Linked DNA regions of Mus musculus: all the other regions are linked to region 2. Evidence: chromatin loops called from intact Hi-C (ENCODE). Cell type or tissue: left cerebral cortex. All regions are shown on one strand.

Region 1 (5,000 bases), 1.6 Mb after region 2:
AATGTCTCCTGACTTTTACAAAACAGGAATAAGACCTAGAACTACTGTCCACCTGGAAGATTGTCACAGACCTCTACCTTCACATTAACAACAGGTTTTTATCCTAAGTGCAATCTGGAGTTCTTTTTGTTAAGGTTCATCTGTCCAGACTGAGTCCTGCTATAGCATGAAGACAATAAACACTGGCTGGAAAGAGGACACTCCAAAAGGAAGGCTATGCCTGGAGCACCAGAGGTAAGTAGAGAGGCATCTCAGTTATTTAGGCCCTAGATGTTTCTGTTTTCTGTGGTATCTGGAAAGTGGCTGTAAAGATAGGAGAAAAACAAACAAATAAACAAACAAAACCAGGAGCAAGGGGGATTTTTTTTTTCAAAATTTCTGGGATAAATCACATTTCCTGAAGAACAACAAATGATCCTGAAAGGGGTTTTCCAGGGTTAACTATAAGGTGGAGGCCAAATGCAAGATTGTTTGTGAGAAAATATCTCTGCAAAACTCCAGGTAGAAAGTTCTGGTCTCCATACAACTTCTTTATCATCCAGGATCTTGGATGCTCCACAATCCCCAACCAGACAGAACATATTCTTAAATAAAAACCTCAGTATTAAGGAATGGGTTGACTCTTTGCATATTGATGGTCAATGGGATTCCTTAATCCTCAAACCATTATAGGCTGTTGCCAATACATTTCATTTCCTACAGAACTTCAGGGTAAGACCCTATTTCTGAAGACACCACACACTGGACTCACAGACAATCAAGCTAGTATTCACTTAGAAGCTTCACCCCTAAAAGCTAGCTTCCATAGTGCTGGAAGATGACATTCATACTATTAGATGGGAAAAATAATAATCACCATTCTAACCCAACTGTAAAGTTGGCAAACTACAACATGATGGGCCTAACAGGACATGCCCACTACTGCAATAGTGGCGCAAACATTATGTGAGTAACCAACCACTCTCACATGTGATCTATGGCCTACTGTCTGAGATAGAAACAGATGCATTGTTAACAGAGCCAAGAACATGAAGTTATATACACACACAAAGGATAACCTAATGCTATTATTCTGATAAATGGACATAGCGTTAAAGTGACTGGTAGTGCTTAATGCTGTTGCTGCAATACAGTGCATCTTTCAACCCATAAGCTGCTGCTTCTAGTAGATGACAGCTAACACAGAGATCCTCAACTGGTCCATATGCAGAGAATAAGAGATTATGGAGTACTCAGTCCTGAATGGAATGTACATATCCCATCCATTCCCTTCAAGACTCCAGGGACTTCACAGACAAGAGGGCAGAAAGACTGTAAGAGCCAGAGGTGAAGTATGACTTCACAAAAACTATGTTTTCTAGATACATGGGGCAGTTGCATATATGAATCCACAGCAATTATGACATCATGCACAAGATGTGTGTAAACTAAAGATAGAGGAAAAACCCCACCATGGAGCAAGAGTGATAGATAGACAATCCCACTGGGATCTGAAAAGCCGTTGGTATTTTCTAACTGCTAAAGGAAGAAAGAATCGGCTTTTCTTAAAGATGTGATCCTTGTAGGTTGATTCCAGGGCAGGGCCCACTCCCCAGAGTACTTGGGCAACGCAAACTTCATACGAAAAAGGAGGAGGAGAGAGGAGGAGGACCAATAGCAGGGTGAAGAGAGAGAACAGGTGAGAAGGAGTGAGAGCAAGAAGGAGAGGGAGGAGAGGGGGAAGGGGAGGGGAGAGAGAGAGAATTCAAAATTGAGTGGATGTGGGTAAGGGGGAATATGTCAGAAATTGGGAAAGGGCAAATATGATCACAATATAATTTATAACATTCTCAAACAATTAATAAACTTGCTTTTTAAAAGAAGTCTAGCCCCTTGGCTTAAGGCCTAAAATTTTGCTTTAGTGAAGGTGTGCTCCTAGGAACACAGGCATCTGCATGCTGCAAATGCAGGGCTCTGACTCGAGCTTTCCTTGGATTTACAGCATCCCTAGAAGATCTGTGCAAGTATTGTAAATTTTAATGTCACTAATATGCTGGTGATCACTTGTCTATACGCCTCCAGCTCCCTGCCCCCAGAAACTCTTCATTTTAGAAAACTTTTATAAAATTCTCTTATGAATTGGTATTGTCTCTAAATACTGGCCGCCATGAGATGCTTAATCACAAGATGAATGAGTTCCTGTCCTTTGCTGGAATAACTCTAGTAATAGAAGAAAACCAGGAAACAAGGCACAAAATAAATGGGAGAGTAACACTAAATGCACATGTTCGGCAAAAAACAAATTATTCAAAAAATAACAAAGAAAAATCTATAATCTATTAAGGCAAAATTATATATATAATTTCATTCAGAGCAGCGCTGACAAATCAGCTCAGAATCAAAAGGCAGCTTTCATTAGAATCACAGGAAACCCTTCTTCCGCTTCCAGATACCGAAAGACCTGTTTTCTGAGCTGTTTGGACTTGTTTCTTTCTCTCGCCATCCAGTATAATCTGTGATTATTTCAGATATGCTTCTCTGACGCAGTTCTTAGAGCCTGAAGCAGCTATGTCGTCATCGCGCTTTGCAGACTTTGGTCTAAGACAGCCCAGCTCTTGACACAGCTGCCTCGAAGGAGAGGCAGGAAAGAAATCCATCAGCTACATCTTCTCCTGCGGAAAAAAGGATTATCAAACTTCTCTTGAGGTAAGAGCACCCTCTGGTGGCCGATGTCTGCATTGTGCGCTGACAGCTCCATCTCAAACTAGACTCAATGCCCATATCCTTCCAGATGGAACCTATTTCACTGATCTCCCTTGGTAGCAAAATGGCCCGCTGGGCTCCAACATATAAAGCCCGAGTTCAAAGCTTTGTGCTACTATTAACTCATGAGTTAATTCAGTCTAATTACCTTCCTGAACCATTTTTACTTAAAATAAGAAAACAATGGCAGATTTGGGATCAAATGAAAACATCTGCTATTTAGTAAAACAAATACAAGCAAGATATTCTACAGTGTTTTGCCAGTCACACACATATCTAAGACCTAAGAACAAAGTTCTTTATTTTATATAAATATTATACTAAATCGTGTGGCATTATATTTCTGGTAGCCTGTTCATATTACACTCTTAAATCTATAACAATAAGTTTTGTGCAGATAGCCGCCTTTGACCTTCATCTATGACCCCGTGTCCATGTTGACTATTACAGCTCTTTGCTTTTGATCTCTTTCCCAAAACCACCTTTCAGAGACTTTTGTTCACAAAGCCATTTCTCAGTTTTGACTCAAGGATGTCTGATAGCCATGATCCGGAATCTACAAGACCCAAAGGTGACATGAACAAGCAGATCTTGGAGCATCCAGAGCCTGCCTGGTACCCTTCAATGTCTCTCACCCTGGTGACCTAAAGCTGCTCATCTTGGTGTCATTGCCGCGATTCTATGAAGTAATGCCCACTTGAGCATGTGGGCTTTCTGTCATCCATCTGCTCTACTTCATCCTATACTATATATCCTATATATTGATCGCCTTTTCATAAAACAAACTCATTACTCTTCCTTAGACAAAATACTCTACACCACCATCATCACCTTCTGGAGTTTTGTTCCCTCCTGCCCACCTTAAAAGCTTTGAGAAGGAAATCTATGATGTTTACAAATTACCAACCTGAAAGTATTTTGTTAGAGCATCCTCCAAAGAATAAGACTCACATAGATCTTTTTTTTATTTTTGTATTAATTAGTTATTTTTTTCATTTACATTTCCAATGCTATCCCATAAGTCCCCCAAACCCTCCCCCCGCCCCAAGCTCCCACTTCTTGGCCCTGGCGTTCCCCTGTACTGAGGCATATAAAGTTTGCAAGACTAATGGGCCTCTCTTTCCAGTGATGGCTGACTAGGCCATCTTCTGATACATATGCAGCTAGAGACACAAGCTCCGGGGGTACTGATTAGTTCATATTGTTCCACCTATAGGGTTGCAGACCCCTTTAGCTCCTTGGGCACTTTCTCTAGCTCCTCCATTGGGGGCCCTGTGTTCCATCCAATAGCTGACTGTGAGCCTCCACTTATGACTCACATAGATCTTAACAGCACACTATAGTTCAACTTCTCACTCACAGTTTACTCTTTCTTCTGGCTTCTCATTTTTAGCAAGTAGCTCCATAATCCACCCAGATGCTCATGCAAAAATCAACAAACAGTCCTTGGCCTTTTCTGTTTTATTCTCTAACTCCATCACCATACCCTACTAATTCCATTTGCCAATGTCACAATTCTTATCACCCCCTTCTATTTCCATGATGGTTGCTGGTACTTAAGCCATCACATCTCTAGCATATTCTTCTAGTCGTCCCTTAATCCTGTTCCTTCTCCCTCCCATTTCTGTCCATACAGCATCCAAAATATACTTACAAAGGCATAACTGATAACAGATGTGAGTATTCACTTTGATCACTCAATGTGGTACCCTTCTGGTTAGCCTATATGACATTATTCAATTGAAATTAATACATGTTTTGGTTTAGAGACCGTATAGAGTCCCACTTCTCACCCATAGTTTAATTTTTATTAATTATTTTGAATTTCCATTCATATATACAGTGTATCTAGATAATTCTATTTCTATATCTATTCCTTGCTCTCCTCTTGTAACTCCCTCCAGGAACATCTAGCGCATCTTCCTGACAACTTTTTGTCCTCTTTTTTATAGTTATCTGTTTGTTTGTTTTTGGTTTAACCTGCTGAGTCCAGTACCTAAGCACATGTGCACTGGGTCATTCACTAGGGTGTGGGGGAGTTACTACTGGCCACATTCCTAAAGAAAAGTGACTCTCTCCCCCTCAAGCAGCCATTAACTGCCAATAGCTCCACAGATTGAGGTGGGGCTCAGGAGATCCCTCCACTATCCATACTGAAATTTCTACTTGGATTGATTTGTATTCATGTCTCGTGTAAATACTCATAACTGCTGTGAGTCCCTGTATGCTACATCTGTATCGTGTCCAAGGGACAGCAT
Region 2 (5,000 bases):
TGATATACATGTGTATGGGCTTGTATGTGTTTGTGAGCTTTTGTGTCTATGTTTCTGTATGTGTGGGTATGTGTTTGTATCTGTGTATGTGTATCTGTGTGTGTGTGTCCCTCTCTGTGTGTCTGTCTGTGTGTATGTATGTGTTTATGTGTGTAAGGGTATATGTGTGTATGTCTGTGTTTTTTTATATGTGTGTTTGTATGTCTGTATGTATGTTTTTGTGTCTCTGTGTGTATGTGTCTGTATGTATATATGCCTGTGTATCTGTTTCTATGTTTCTATGTGTGTCTGTGTGCGAGTGTATATATGTGTATGTATTTTTGTGTCTCTGTATGTGTGGGTGTGTGGGTGATTCTGTGTGTGTGTGCGTGTGTATGTATATATTATTTTCCCTCTCTTTATTATTTATTATTTTTTTATTTTTTGGCTTTTTCAAGACAGGGTTTCTCTGTGTAGCTCTGGCTGTCCTGGAACTCACTCTGTAGACCAGGCTGGCCTTGAACTCAGAAATCCGCCTGCCTCTGCCTCCCAAGGGCTGGGATTAAAGGCGTGCGGTGCCACCAGCACCTGGCTCTTTTTATTTGTATTTTGAGACAGGGTCTCATTCTGGTCCAGACAGGCCTCAAACTCGTGATGCCCTCTTAGCCTCCCGAGTGCTAGGTTTACAGGTGTGGGCCGCCAACTTGTTCTGTGCCACACACCTGCTGCTTCAGGCAGATGGAACTCCGAATCAATGAGTATTAGCATCACACACACTGAATAATAGCATCAATAGCATAGCAGACATTCCTTGAACTCCATACCTACGAATAAACAGCAGCCTTCTTAACTACACCCTGGTTTGTGGTAAATGATTCTGTAATTCGTTATTATTTTTCAGGTTTGTGGAGACAAACAGTGGGGAGACTGGCGGCCCCACTTGGCTGTGATCCTGTCAAATCAGGCTGGAGATACAGAGTTGTACCAGCGAGCGATTGTCAGCATGGGGGATACCCTGGGTAAGCAGAAATTGGCTTACGCCTTCCCTGGGGCAACTTTCCATGTCTGACATTAGTTTAGTGTTTCCTAGTGTTTCTCAACTTTCCTAATGCTAGCACCTTTGATACAGTTCCTCATGCTGTGGTGACCCCCACCCCAACCCCAACCATAAAACTATTTAGTTGTTACTTTATAACTGTAATCTTGCCGCTGTTAGCCTCCTGGTTAAGAAACCCCAGGGAAAGGTACCTTCATCTGCTTTTGCTATGTTTGTGTGTTTGTTTGTTTTTCCATATCTGTTTCCCAGAATTCCCACTGGGAGCGTTGTGTTTCCATTGCTATATAGCCTCCTCTTCACTTTCTACTTACAGGTGAGGTGCCTTTACCTTGAGCTAACACAGGGGCGTGCCACTTCCTCTTGCCTCGGGGACTTCAGATGGGAAATGCTGCTTTTGCCTAAACCACCTTGGTAGCTTTCTGTCTTTATTTCTATTATCTGTCTGAGAACAGGGCCTTACAAGTGTGGAATGTCTACAGGATATCCAGATCTCTACTTCACAAATTTGGTCTAACTTTTAGAAACCATGGTGTTCTTTGTGGAACGCTGTGAACAACTGCTCTTCTGAATTTGAAGCAGCCCTCTGTAAGGTTGTGACCCAGCTGTCTGCTTGAAAGGGGACCCATGTCTATTGGGCACCAGACTCTGTACTTCACCCGCTGTTAGCCATTTTCTCACTGCTGTGGCAAAATGGCCGACCAAACCAACTTAAGCAAGGGGGTTTCTCTGGCTCACAGTTCTAGGAAACACAGTCTGTCACGGCAGACGGTTGAGATGTGACTAGAGGCCTGGTGTTCACGGCCAGGAAGCAGAGATGGGTGATGGGCTCCTTCCCTCTCTTTCTCTTCACTCCTAGATCCTAGCCCAGAGGATAGTGCCTCCCACACTCCAAATGAGTCCTCCCGATTCAGTTAAACCTTTCTGGAAGCACCCTGAAGGTCACACCCAGAGGTATTTCCTAAGATAGTCTATTCAAGTTGACAATGAAGATTGACTGTCACACCCACTTAATTCGAGTTTAAAGTAGTAGAAAATGTTTGGAGAACATTTAAAAGTCAGGAACAACTTGGTAATTGATGTGATTTTTTATGAGCACAGGAAAAGTCTTCAATCATCCAACTTCAGTAGAGGAAGCAGCCACACCCCACAAGCAGCCACACCCCACAAGGAAGCAGCCACACCCCACAAGGAAGCAGCCACACCCCACAAGGAAGCAGCCACACCCCACAAGGAAGCAGCCACACCCCACAAGGAAGCAGCCACACCCCACAAGCAGCCACACCCCACAAGGAAGCAGCCACACCCCACAAGGAAGCAGCCACACCCCACAAGGAAGCAGCCACACCCCACAAGGAAGCAGCCACACCCCACAAGCAGCCACACCCCACAAGGAAGCAGCCACACCCCACAAGGATGTTTAAAATCCGTTTCTGATGTCCTACTTTACTTAGGTATAGGCATCTTGTCTCGATTCTCAGCCCCAGGAATGACCATGACTTTTAGAAAATTCCCAATGAAAAACTCATCAGGGGGACGTGAAACAGCACACAGCATCCTGGTTGTGGCTGATGAGAACTGAAATGCAGGATCTGAGGTCAGAAACACTGATGCAGGAGGGAAGGAAAGGGAGATGTCACAAGAACTCCCCTGGTTTATTCATATCAGGTTTCCGCTCTGACCCTGGGGTCCACTATTTAACTCTCTGTTCTACTCAGACACTGGGTCCCACAGGGTGTGCCTCACGCCTGGGCTCTTGTTCTCCTCCTGCAGCTGGAAAAGGGCTTGTGGAGGCATCTCACTTCTGCTATCTCATGGCTCATGTGCCCTTTGGTCACTATACGGTGAAGACAGATCATCTGGCCTTGGTGGGCAGTAGCCACAGGTACGTATGTGACTTTTGTAAAGATGATTTGCACGGGTTATTTTAGCCCTTACTGGGTTTCATGGCTTCACTACTCATTTTCTTGTGTAAATTTCCGCTACTGCCCGCTCTTCCTCTCTATCTTCTGCATTAGTCTAGGCAAGGTGACCAGAGGGTGCCACATCACACCACCAGAGGGCCTTTGGTGCTGTTAGTGCTCTTGGTGTGTGTTGAACTCTTCTGGCCACTGGGTGGCAGCCTAGCTCCACAACCAGAGATAACATAGAAAAATGAAGTTTACAATAGTATATTTTGGGCAGCCCTGGGCTTATTCTAGGAGCCTACTTTTTGGGGCCTCCATACTACTTCAATATATTAATTTGGAGCACAAGCTCTTTGGAACCTTCTGCATCAGTCACTTGTTTTCTGGTAGCCACATATCAGGGTGTTTCCCCCCCCCCCCCAAGGACCCCAAAGCCCTGGAGAAAGAGTGAGTTGAAGCAGATAATCTTACCCTGGGTGGTCCTCACTGTTCTGGATCTTTCTACCTCTTTCTCCTTAATAGTTGTGATTTCTGAGCAGTCATGGTATTGCGCTCCTAGAATTCTAGCAGTCAAGAGGTATAGACAGGGGGATTGTAGCAAGGCCAATGCTAGCCAGGGTGGTGCAATGAGTTCTAGGCTAGCCAGCCAGCCAGGGCTACGAACCTGTCTCAAGAGAGAGAAAGAAGACATTTCTGAGATGCAGAGCTATCAGTGTCTTTGCAATGTTTGCTTTGTTACAGATTTACTTTATAAAAAGGTAACTGCACCGGGGAAGCAAGGTATTGAGGGATTGAAAGCCTTGTCTAAGGTAGCCTCTCGGGTGCACCATCAGGATGGACTTGGAGTCTAGACAGTAAGGTTGCAGGAGCAAAAGTTGTAGCTGATATTCCTAATCCTCTACCACCATAGCAATCGGTGCTCCTCACAGATTCTTCTCTTGAGCCTGGGCTCAGATAGAAGAGTCATCTTCTCAAGGCAGTCTGTCTGGGCTAAGCAAGCCCATAAAGGTACCTCGCTTCCTATAGCCCATGTTCATGACTCCTGGGGGAGTTTCTTGAGATATGTTAGCTTCTGGAATTATTCTGATGACTGGAATATAGGGCACCTGGCAAGCTGTAGAGGGGAGACGGCAAGTGTGTGTGTGTGTGTGTGTGTGTGTATGTGTGTGTGTATCACATTCACCTGTTTTCTTTCCTCACTGGCCGGATGAACTTCCTGTGCAAGATCTGTCATTTCTTTCTGGCTCCATTGTCCTCCCCAGTCTGTGCCAGGCCATCTGTGGTGCTCCTGGACTCCACGGCTTCCTCTTTTGCACTTGGCAAGCTCAGGCTGCTCTGTCTTTCCTGGGGCATGCCAGGCTGAGGGCTGAGGGCTGAGGGCTGAGGGCTGAGGGCTGAGGACTGAGGGCTGAGGGCTGAGGGCTGAGGGCTGAGGACTAGTTTTTAGGAGGTTGAAGTGGGAGGTGTTGAAGGGGGATGTTAAGGGAGGTGCAGAGCCTCCTCCTCACAAGCAGGCTCTTCTAGAAGTGCTGGCACTCTCACTTATTGCCCAAACCTAAAGAGATGGAGGTCAAGGAGGAAGTGCAGTCTATCTTGAGCCCACAGGCTCTTTCCTCTTATAGACCTGCCTGAGAGCAGCATCTCCGCCTCACCTCTGTTCTTGTTATTCCCTGCTTTTAGTCAAGAGTTTATGAAATTTGCAACAATTGAGGCTATCCAGCGGACGGAAATCTTCGAGTACTGCCAGATGCTGGGCCGCCCCAAATCCTTCATCCCTTCTTTCCAGGTAACTGAACCCCGAGGGGGGCGGGGCGGGGCGGGGCGGCCATCAGCGATGCTGTGTCTAGGTTGTGGGCAGCCAGGTTCTTAGCCTTGCTGTTTGGCACCTGGTACCACCGGCCAAGTCATCTCCTGCATTTGTCCTCTTTAACGGGAGTGCGGGAAGGCTTAGGGTTTCTTTTTATGTTCCCGGAAGGTCAGAATTTTACAGCATGAAAGCAAACGGTTCAGAAGTCTTTGCTGGAGGCATACATGCGGAAATCTTGCTGCAGTTCTGCCCC
Region 3 (5,000 bases), 1.4 Mb after region 2:
CAGACCAGCTAACATTCACATCGCTTCTGTGTTGAGCCACCAAGCCTCAAAGTGAAAACTCCAATGCAAAGAAGCTAAATTACAAGCATAAGGTATGTGTTTCCTTCACACAAACAATCCATGCATCTCCCTCTCGCCTGAAACAGCAGGGCCACCCCCAGGAGACAACCATGGGCCCTCATACCAACAGCTCTGCGCCAGCTGGGTCACTATAGCATCACTGAATATTTGAGTCCTGATCCAGGAGGGGGATGTGGAGAGGAACAGGGTGATTCCTCAGGGTCTGATAAGGACAAACACTCTGATTTGACCATCACTGGGTATAGGGAAGCAGCCAAAGAGCAGGACAGGGAGCCCCGCCTCTAGGGAACGATACTGATGCAGCTCTTTGCCTGGCTAGGTCTGTGAGATCAAGGCGGCCACACCGAGGTCTCTTTACATCTATGCCATTGTGTGTTCTGCACAACTCTGTGTTCCCTGTGGTCAGAGCTCTTCACCCTGAAGCCTCATTCCATAGATGTCACTCACACAGAAAAGCTAGCAATAGACTCTGAACAATGCCCTGATGGCAGCAGACTTGGGCTATCAGGAAAATCTAGGTAACAGTGTACATTTTTCTATTAAGTAAGCACAAATTTCAAGAGATATTCAACAGGGCTTACAGCTTAGAAAAATAACATAGAAGTTTTAGCGCCATTGCCCAACTGATTTGGAATAGTGCCGCTCAAATAAAAAGAACAGATGAAACGGTTTAATGCACTAAATGGACCCTTTGGGCTTTTTTGACTACAGTTTTTATCTTGAGACCATATTGTGAAATATAAATAGCTACTTATAGCCATTCCCATTTTATAAATCATCAGAGTAAAGTCCTAAGAATTTGAAGTTAATATCTCTGCTAAGGAAAAGTTAGATTTAAATTAGAAATTAATTTAGTTTGAATATCTCCTGATAAATACCTTTCATGTCACTGGTAAGTAAATAAGACTCAAGGGCCAATTTTGTGATGGGCACTTTAGGTACACTACTCTATAGGACCTCTCCTTATTTGTCTTTTGTTTGGGATTTTTTTTCCTACTTTATTTCAAATAGAATCATATACATTCATATGTAATGTAATCATATGTGTGTGTGTGAGTGTGTGTGTATGTGTGTATATATATGTGTATATATATACACATATATATATTTTCCATTTAATTTTTGGTTTGATATAAACATAACTCAGAAAAAAGAAAGCTGACTAGATTGCCAGAGACAGTTGTCTCAGTACGTGTGAGAGAAAGATTTGAGTTCATGTCTGTCTGTCCTGGTCCCCTCCCCCAGACTCTACACTGGGACATGTAAAGCTTGAACACTCAGAGGACCGACTCAAACTCACCTTCATGTCAAGGACAGTTTCTCAGACATCTTTGTGTTCCCCTCAATGACTTGCCACACTTTGCATGGCAAGGCACTCAATAAATATTTGTTGGATGAAGAATTCTGGGCTTGGGTTCCAGCTTACCGTGGATTTAAGGACTCAGTGTCCTGCAGAGCAGGTGGTTACTCAGCTGGGCGACTTCAGGGAACATTTGAAATCAATTACGGGTGCAGAGGAACCTGTTAAAATGTCCTCTTTTGTATATGCCGGGGTTGACGGGGAGGAACGGAAGTTGAAGTGGTAGAAAAGGCTCAAATGCTTTCAGGGTTATGCACTGGACCTTAAAGTGTCCACACCAGAACAGGACAGAAGTTGGCTTATTGAAACACTAAATTCTAATGACCCAACCTAATGGGATCCTGACCTCAAGCTACTCCTAGCTTGCCACATAGCCTCAAAGTGTCAGACCTTTGACTGGCTACCTTTGTGAAGAACCCCACCAGGGAGCATTCCTCTCTGTTGCCACCAGTCTGCTCCAACTCTGGGGAAACAGGCAACTTAAAGTGTGTTCTACCTTTCAGAAAGCCCAGAGGATGACCAGAAGAGTCCCCCCAACCACCCCACCACCACCACCACACACACACACCTGAAGCTTGTGTACCCTGCATTGCCCTCAATCCTCAATAAAAAAGCATTCTTGCAACTCATTCTGGAGTCTGACTTGTTTCAGAAGAATTCGGGAACTTAGAGTGCAGGGAGAGGGTAATTCTAGCTGATTTTGTTTTCTTCAATGCTTGCTAGAGCTACAAGTTAGTCACAACTCAAAAAAAAAAAAAAAAAAAAAAAAAAAAAAAAAAAAAAAAAAAGCAAGCAGCTTTAGCTATCCAGACAGGCCTTTCAAAAAAGGAAAAAGACATATGAAGTGGACCCTGAGGGATGCCTACCAACACATTTTGGGAGAAGGTGATTAAATTACAGCCCAGAGGCTGGGACAGGACAGCCCTCAAGGAAACTAGAGACATTCCCAACTTTGTGGCGTCCCTTGTCTCATGTGCATGGGACAACACTGCCACCTAGTGTCCAGTGTTAAAACTATTCCCTAAGGTCCCATAGCTGTGGGTAGGGGCTTCTGCTAGGACTGGTATTGACTAAATTGTTTGAGGTCTCTGCTGAGGAAAAACTACCCCAAGCATGGCAGGTAGAGGACTTGGAAGCTGATTCGAGTTAAGTAGGCGGAACCTGAGGTTTGAAATCTATTGGCAGAGTGAGATCCAAGTCTTGGCCCACCCTCAGAGGGGCAACAGAAGTGCAGCTACAGGTTTGTGTGTTACTCCCAGCAACTTGACTCCACCTTGTTACTCTGTGTAACTCAAGTCCCACCATACTAGGAACTGATGTACACCATCTTGAGAGGCCGTGCCAGCAGAAGAAAGGAAGATGGATTGTTGAGCACTGTAAAGTTGTGCAAAGAGAGTCAAGTCACTCGAAGTAGAGGCTCTTATTACTGGCGGCTTGATTTTGGTAACCTCATGATCCTTAGCCAGGCTCTTCACCAGGGAAATACCAGCAGCAGAGACAATGGGTAGACATGGATGCTCAATCCTAAACAGTCCACTTGCTGAGCCCAACAAATTGAGGCCCTGCCCCCTGTGGGCTTTTAACCTCCCTTGATAATTTGGGCTGAGTGCAAGTCTGAAGAAAGATAGAGGATAGAACAGGGGGTGTGAAGAGGCTTGGTCGTCATCTGCTTTCCACCTCTTAGAAGCAGACCTAAAAGGGAAGTCCCAGAACACTGCAGGAGCCACTTGCATTTGAGGGAAAGAAACCTTAGAAGGTAAATTGCTAAAAATGATTTCCTGCCCAATTTTACATGCTCCGAGAGGAGAGGAGGGTTCTGATGGGCACTGGAAGATCTGAATGTGTGCTGTGGCAGTATGGAGACAGTGGCTGGTGACAGGCAAGGCAGGGAGGTATGTAGCTCTGAGGATGAGGTTGCCAGAGGTGAAGCAAAGAATAGGAGACTGCAATGGGGAGGTGAGACAGAGGACTGGAGAGGTAAATGACCGAGGTCAGGTGCTATGTTCCTGTATTCCAGGATTGGACTTTAATAACCCCAAGCAATAATCTCCCACATACATTCCTGTTGGATTGTCCTCTTAGGCTGCCTAGCCAGGAAACGGTTCCCAGGTCTCTATGTTGCTACTGCAGGAGGAAGCATAGGCAGATCTGTGTGGGTCTCAAGCGAGACTGAGAGCTCGCAGGCTCCCTAGCAGATGGGCACTAGGAAGCCAGACTAGGCAGCACGGAGATGTCATCTGGGGGAAACTGTGAAGCTGCCAACTCCGATCAGATAATCATCTCATTATTTCTTCCATTTTGGCCCCAGAATAAGGGTTTCCTTCTCCTCTTTCTCTGCCCCCATCTAGCTTACAGCCTGGCCCCTTCTCTCACGCCCTCTCCCACCCAAAACTAAAATAAAGCAAAGCCACATGACTGGAGAGTGCTCAGTGTCTGGGAATCCCAGATTCCAAACGAGAAATCACAGCCAAAGAGGGGGAGACACAGTGTCCACAAGGATGTTCCAGCGACACCCCACTGGAAGAGGCTCCTTCCCTCCAGATTTCTTTGCCTAGTCTGCAACTTATTTGGAGGCACTCAGAAACCTGAATGGATTTTGTTGTCGTTTTGGTTTGTGTTGGGTTTGGGGGGAGGGGTGATTGGTTGGTTGGCTGGTTGGTTGGTTAGTTGGTTGGTTGGTTTGGTTTTTGTTTGTTTGTTGAGGAGATATCAAATGATTCACGAACACCTACTTTGTTCTCCCCACCCCCAAGCCAGTCTCTGACATGTCGCTCATTGCCTCAGTTTCTCCAACAATGTAATGGAACTGACAAACAGGAAAGGGTGTGTGGATAATCCAGATTGGTACCATTATTTTTTCTGATTGTTTTTTAGTTAATGCGTAAAGTAACTTGGTCTCCTTGTGACATTCTTCTGTATATTTGTCCCCACTCCTTTTTTGGTGGGGTGTCTAAATGAATAAGGAGACCCCATGGGGTGAAATATCCTTTCCTCACCCTTGCCTGACATCAACCTCTCCAGATAGGAAAAGAAAAGCAAGGGCTCCAAACGTAGCTCTTCTTTTTGTCATTCTAGGTGTCTCTGTTAATCAAAATAAACACAGGTAACAAGCCCAAATAAATGCCTCTGATTAACCTTATAGAGTTCTCTGTGTTAAACATGCTCTCCTATTTAGGTCTTTCTAACAACAGCCAGAGCTAGAAGCCAGAATCCTGGTCTGCAAGTGTCCACCTTTTCCAGCAGATTTGTTGAGGTCAAGAAAAGGGGATCGAGGGTATAGAACGGGTGCTACCTGTCTTCCTAGTTTCCGGTGGCAGCCTGTTCCCTTGCTGTTTGGACCCAGTTGGGCATTATTCACTGCTACCATCCTTGGTCTGCCGTCTGCTTTTCAGAGGTGCCATGCTAGACTATGAGAAGCAGTGTGACCCCCCCCCCCTTGACAACGAGTGCAAGTCTGTTCCCTTTAAAAAGGGAAAAGATCTTAACGGAGGTCTCCTAAAGTACAAGCACAATGTATAGAACTCTGAGAAATCGCTATTGATAATGAAGCCTCGTGTAG

The links. Hi-C counts contacts between places; a loop is a spot of excess contacts. Peaks named below come from ENCODE experiments on the same cell type or tissue, not always from the same donor. Only the 100,000 strongest peaks of a DNase experiment are listed, where the experiment ranks them.
Region 1: a loop joins it to region 2, with 7 times the contacts of the local background. A loop is called at or near these places in 8 of 42 quality-filtered maps.
Region 3: a loop joins it to region 2, with 7 times the contacts of the local background. A loop is called at or near these places in 10 of 42 quality-filtered maps.

What each region holds. Positions count from the first base shown.
Region 1 is chr1:159,132,820-159,137,819 of GRCm38, forward strand. 4930562F17Rik (a long non-coding RNA gene) reads left to right here and starts at 1,462. Exons shown (of 4, transcript XR_865669.1): 1 at 1,462-1,678; 2 at 2,508-2,685. In left cerebral cortex, a CTCF peak has its summit at 2,709 (motif pointing left); a DNase peak (open chromatin) is centred at 2,687; H3K4me3 peaks cover 295 bases.
Region 2 is chr1:157,550,127-157,555,126 of GRCm38, forward strand. Sec16b (SEC16 homolog B (S. cerevisiae)) reads left to right here. Exons shown (of 26, transcript NM_001159986.1): 13 at 881-998; 14 at 2,807-2,918; 15 at 4,621-4,726. Among named protein-coding and RNA genes, the nearest start is that of Sec16b, 26 kb to the left of the region's middle. In left cerebral cortex, a CTCF peak has its summit at 3,104 (motif pointing right); DNase peaks (open chromatin) are centred at 3,136, 3,678, 4,287 and 4,446; H3K4me3 peaks cover 194 bases; H3K27ac peaks cover 1,093 bases.
Region 3 is chr1:158,951,307-158,956,306 of GRCm38, forward strand. All of the region lies in intron 2 of Pappa2 (pappalysin 2), which reads right to left. Among named protein-coding and RNA genes, the nearest start is that of Pappa2, 4.4 kb to the right of the region's middle. In left cerebral cortex, a CTCF peak has its summit at 2,435 (motif pointing left); DNase peaks (open chromatin) are centred at 2,428 and 3,684.